Regions from separate parts of the Mus musculus genome. Here region 1 is linked to region 2. A link is a loop called in an ENCODE intact Hi-C map of the cell type or tissue named here. Cell type or tissue: heart. All regions are shown on one strand. Each heading gives the region's core, and the rest is flanking DNA. Links, peaks and the distances in the headings are about the cores only.

Evidence for each region. Peaks named below come from ENCODE experiments on the same cell type or tissue, not always from the same donor. Only the 100,000 strongest peaks of a DNase experiment are listed, where the experiment ranks them.
Region 1: it touches region 2 in a loop (2.0-fold over the local background); 2 of 42 quality-filtered maps call a loop at or near these places.

Annotation. Positions count from the first base shown.
Region 1 is chr16:32,418,291-32,421,201 of GRCm38, reverse strand. Tctex1d2 (Tctex1 domain containing 2) reads right to left here and starts at 1,500. Exons shown (of 5, transcript NM_025329.4): 1 at 1,275-1,500. The coding sequence starts at 1,393. In heart, for the core only: no CTCF peak of the experiment used is centred there; a DNase peak (open chromatin) is centred at 1,481; H3K4me3 peaks cover 1,722 bases; H3K27ac peaks cover 1,337 bases.
Region 2 is chr16:32,330,992-32,333,902 of GRCm38, reverse strand. It overlaps Ubxn7 (UBX domain protein 7), which reads right to left and starts at 1,651. Exons shown (of 11, transcript NM_177633.4): 1 at 1,543-1,651. The coding sequence starts at 1,615. In heart, for the core only: no CTCF peak of the experiment used is centred there; DNase peaks (open chromatin) are centred at 1,102 and 1,692; H3K4me3 peaks cover 2,292 bases; H3K27ac peaks cover 2,241 bases.

The DNA of each region.
Region 1 (2,911 bases), core at 225-2,724, 87 kb before region 2:
TTCACTGTGTACAGAGAAATACAGCTCAATACCATTCTATATATTTAGAACATTTACTGAGGTAACAAAACATGCATTTTTCTATATTCATGTGAAAACGGCTTCGTGAAGCTGCTATGGAAATATAGCCACTCTCCCCTACCTTGTTTGTTGTTGGGTTGTTTTTTTTTTAAGGATTTACTTATTTTATGTCTATGGGTATTTTGTTTGCATGTGTGACTAAGTACCACATGCAACCTCTGCCCACAGAGGCCAGAAGACAGCATCTGATCTTCATGTGGGTGCTGGGAACTCAACCGCAGGCCTCTGGAGGAGTAGTCAGTGCTGTTAACCACTGAGAAATATCTCCAGCCCTCCACCATGATTTTGAGACAGGGTATCTCACTGGGATTTGCAGATGAAGCCAGGATGGCTAGCCAGGGAGTCCTAGAGTCTTGTTTCTCTATTACTGGGACCAAATTCCCATCACCGGGATTACAGTGTACGACGACTTTTTACAGGGGTGCAGGAATTGAACTCAGGTCTTCATGCTTTCAGAGCAAGCAGTGACAGACTGAGCTATCTCTACAGCCCTTCACCAACCAGTTGCATACCCTGGGGACAAAAAAATCCTCTCTTGGGCGCAGTGAGATGGCTAGCTGGTAAAGGGCCTTGTACCCAAACCTGATACCTGGGTTCAATCTCCAGGATCCACATAGTTCAAGAACAGAACAGAACCAATTCCCCAAAGTTATCCCTTGATCCTAAGTAGCATGCATACACCCAAACACTCAGCCACACCCACAAGCACACGAACCTTTTTTTTTCTTTTGTAAGATGAAGTTAGTGATGTATATGTCCTATAGTCTGAACTGACCGCCCTCTTCTAGCAACCTAAGGTGGCGATCGACGCTATATGAAAAGGGCTTTGTAAAGACACAAGTCGGGTGCCAGAAGTAAGCATATCCTTCCTGGCACAGGTATGCACACAGTAACCATAGGAGTACAGCTTGTAAGCCGCTTGTTTCCAGCTTCTATTTTTCCTGTCCCGCGTGCGCACCCCCTAAAGCCTCCAAGAAGTCAACCACTTCCACAGCGCCAGTTTAGGCTCCCGGTAAGACCTGCTAGTCAGACTGCAGAATTCCGTGATGGAGAAATCACTACGTCGGAATGCATAAACCCGCCCAATCCCTTCCCCAGCCCGGCCCCTCTCCGTGTCTCCTTAGGGAAGCTCACGCATCCAAAAGCCCCGGCCCCATCCCCACATCGCCCTCCGTGCCCTGTCTGCTACGCGCCTTTGCTGGAAAATGGGCCTCAGAATGTAGGTGTTCTCAGGCTCCCCTGAGTTCTTGTCGACCTCACTCAAGCCCTCGGAGTGAGCCGATAAGGACAGGCCGCGGAAGGACACAGCCATATCCCTGCGTCTGGTCCAACAGATCTCTAGAAGGAAGTGTGGTCGGTTGCGGCTCCGAAGATCCCGGCACAGGTCGCTAGGGCAACGGGTCTCACACGTGACGTGTGGTGACCACCGCTGCGCCTGCGCACTGGCTGGAGGCCGTGAGCCCGCTGGGAAATGAGTACCAAACCGAGACCAGGACTTTTTAAGAGAAGTTAGGCAACCGACCACTTGCCACTGAGAGGCAGACCAAACCAGACCTAACTTCCTTTTTTTTTTCTTCCTATTTTTTTGAGACAGGATGCAAATAGCTCAGACTGGCCTCTAATTCCTGCCTCCATCTCCCCAGGTTTGGGATAACAGAGTTATCGGTGCCAAGTTCTATGGGTGCTGGAACTAGAACGCTACTGGGTCACAACTGCACACCGTCCCTTCTGGGTTTGGACAACTTGTGAGTTAAAAGTAGGAAACAAGTAGAATTTATATGTAATTTTGCTTTGTTTCCAGACAGGGTTTCTCTAAATCCTCTTGACTGTCTTGGAACTGACTCTGTAGACCATACTGGTTTCAAACGCCCAGAGAGCCACTTGCCTCTGGCTTCTAAATGCTGAGATTACAGGTGTTGGCCACCAAACAGACCCAGCACACATTTTTGTTTGCTTGTTTTTATTTTACATTTTTGTTATACAATATATTCTTAACATGCTTTCCATCTCTACCCCCTTGTGAGGTTCAAAGGAAACTCTAAACTACAAAAGATAGCCCAAATATCCAGATATAAGCTCAAAGTGGAGTAGAGTATTTCTAGCTGTGAGATAAAAGCCCGCATTGCTCAGGAAATTGTGAGACCAATTCCCTTACCTCTGGTAGAAGGGACATAAGCCTACTCAGGCTTATGTGAAGGTATCAAAACACATGCTGGCTTTCCTGAAAGATAGCCTTGACCACATCCAGTCTCCTGTCTATGTTCTAAGTCTACTTCTTTCCCTCTGTACTCTCGACTATTTCAGATGTCTCTGGCTCTTCTCTTTTTGTTTTTTGTTTTTTTAAAGATTTATTTATTTATTATATGAAAGTACACCGTAGCTGTCCAGAAGAGGGAGTCAGATCTTGTTACAGATGGTTGTGAGCCACCATGTGGTTGCTGGGATTTGAACTCCGGACCTTCGGGAGAGCAGTAGGGTGCTCTTACCCACTGAGCCATCTCACCAGCCTGTTTTTTGTTTTTTTGAGACAGGGTTTCTCTGTGTAGCCCTGGCTGTCCTGGAACTCACTCTATAGACCAGGCTGGCCTCGAACTCAGAAATCTGCCTGCCTCTGCCTCCCAAGTGTTGGGATTAAAAGCGTATGCCATCACCGCCCAGCCTGGGGGTTGGGGGGCGGGGAGGGGGCGGCAAGCCGGGCATGGTAGCACATGCTTTTAACTCCAGCACCATGTAGGCAGGGGCAGGCAGATTTTGAAGTCTGAGACCAGCCAGTTCTCTTTGTTTTTTTGTTTTTTGTTTCCCAAGACAGGGTCTTTCTGCATAGCCCTGG
Region 2 (2,911 bases), core at 297-2,796:
GTAGCAGTATTAACTTGTATACACAGAAATCTAGTTTCTTTCCATAATGTTGGTTTGGTAAGGCACTGGGAAATCCACATGTTATTATAAATAAAATAACCCCACCACAAAGCTTAACAACATTTCAGTTATCTTACTTTTCACCTCAATTTTATTACAAATCTTGTTTTACCAGCTTTGACATATTTCATGTGACAAGACAGAAAACAACGCATCAGCCACTTAATTATCGTTGCCGAACAAAAAATAAAACTAGCTTCAATTATAAAACTGCAAATAGCATGTATTGGTTAAAATAAAGATCTTACACGTCAGACTCAAGAACACAAACTAGAAAAAAAGAACACAAACTAGAAATATTCTCCGCATCAAACAAATTATTATCAAAGAAAGGATAGTCCTGTTGAGAGGGGGAACTAACTTTCTGACCTCTTTTCAAAATGACAAACTAGAACAGCAAAATCACACTCAGGCACATGGAGTACTGTTCTCTCAAATCACTCCACAGAGAACTTCATCATTTGCTCCGCCCTCTAATAACTCATGCAAAAAAAGTTCAGCACCATCGGAGAGAAACAAGACATAGCGCATTCACAGAATGGCTTAAAGTCTTTCCTCCCGGCGGGTAAGAGAACCTGCGTTTGCCCTTCGTCGGGGTCCGAAGGGAAAGAGAAACCTAGGCCTAAGGTTTCACGGATACTGACACCTAGAAACAGATTTCTCTGCAAGAAGTTTCTGCCGCCATCCCCATTTTATCAGCAAAGACTCGGGCGCCATCGTCTCGATGTTTGGTTTTATTATGAGGAGGTGGGAAAGGCCACCCAGGATTACTTTAGGCCTCACACACACACTAAGCTCAGGGTTCCCCCCCCCCCTATTCCTATGTGAAACCCTCGGTCCCTAAGGTGCCCCTCCGCACCCCTTGTTCCCGGCGGCAAGTCCCCCGGGATGTGTGAAGGCGCAGCAGAACCCACCCGCCTCACCGTTAAAGCGAGACGGCCCTCACACGGCAGGGCCACCGCCAAGGCTCCGGGGGGGCCCAGCGAGGGGAAGGGTAGGCCGGGGCCGAGGGACAGGGACGATGACCTGGCCGGGAAGAGAGGATGGCATGGGGGGAACGGACTGCACCGCCTGGTCCGCGGGCAGCACGATACCGAGAGGAGGTGATGAGGGAGGAAGAGGGCGGTGGCCCGGGTGCGGCCCCCTACTCCTCCGGCCCGCAGGTCCCGGGCCCCTGGCACCGCGGGCTCGGCCCATCCCCTGTACTGGACCGGCTGGGGGCGTGGGGGGCCTGTCTGGGAATAAGGGGAGACCGAATCCAGGGACTGAGGGGCACGCGCGGGGTGGGGGCGGGGGAAACCTGCCTCCCGCCTGAACCGCAGACCCCGGCCGCCGCCGCCGTCGTCGCCTGTGCCTCAGGAGAGGGCAGGAGCTGAGGGGAGAGCCCGAGTGAGGAATGCACCAAGGTGAGGCGAAGCCCGGGACAGCCCCGACAGCCTCCCCGTAGCCGACTCTTCACCTTCCCGTAACCGCGTCTCTTACCGGTGATGGCGGTGAACTGCTGGATTAACCCCTTCAGCGCCGACGACGCCGCGGAGCCCCCGTGGGCAGCCATCTTACCGCCGCCGCCGCCGCCGCGGAACAACAACACAGACACACACGGGGCTCCCTCCCCCACTCCGCGGCGTGCTGTGCGCAGGCGCACTGGCAGGCCCGAAGCTCCGCCCTCTCCCTGTCTGTGCGCGTTTTGCGCAGGCGTACTCTCCGCGAGCCGCCGCTTTGGTTTGAAGCCTGTGCTGCTGGCTGGTAGCTATTCTTTGAAACATTTGGTGCCTTCTCTGAATTCCGGAGATATCCTCCTAAGTACCGCATTGAATCCCAACATCCCAAAGAATCTTCAGACCTGAAATACCAAACTCTTGATGAAACGCTCAGGGTTTCACATAAAGTAGGTATTTTGTTTGGTTTTATGTGACGTTTCTTAAATTCTAAAGTGTAAGTTAATAGCTTAGTAAAAAATGAACCAGTCTATAGTAGACTTTAGTAAATGATTGTTCGCTCTGTTTTTCTTCAACAAATGTCTCAGTATATCTCCCCCCAGGCTCATTCTTACTTTCTAAAGATATTAAATCGGGAGGTTTTTTGGGGGGGGAGTTGTTTTTTATCCTTAAACAAAGATATATGCAGATACAGTAAATAAAATAAAGAGAACACTGGAAAGTGGTCCTGAAAACACCGATAATAGTTACAACTAAAAAAGAACTTGATGAGCCGGGCAGTGGTGGCACATTCCTTTAATCCCAGCACTTGGGAGACTGAGGCAGGCGGATTTCTGAGTTTGAGGCCAGCTTGGTCTACAGAATGACAAGGACAGCCAGGGCTACACAGAAAAACTCTGTCTCGAAAAAAAAACATGATGAAAGGGGCATTAGGAGGGCTGATGAGATGACTCGGCAGTTGAGAGCACTGACTGCTCTTCCCAAGGTCCTCAGTTCAAATCCCAGCAACTACATGGTGGCTCACAACCATCCGTAATGAGGTCTGATGCCCTTTTCTAGAATGTCTGAAGACAGCTACAGTGTACTTACATTTAAATAAATAAATCTTTAAAAAAACAAAAGAAAGAAAAAAGAAAGGGGCATTTAGCTTAGTTTTCATACTTTATTTTTAAATAAGGTAATAGTGTGTAACTTGCACAATTCTAAATACTTATTGCATTGCTGGTGTGTCAACTTGACACAAGCTAGAGTCGTGAGAGAAAAAGGAGCCTCAGGGGAGGAAAAGCCTCCATGAGATCCAGCTGTATTTTCTCAGTGAGTGACCAGTGAAAGTGGGCCCGCCTATGGGCGGTGCCATGCCTGGACTGGTGGTCCCTGCTTTTATAAGCAAGCAGGCTAGCACACCATGGGAA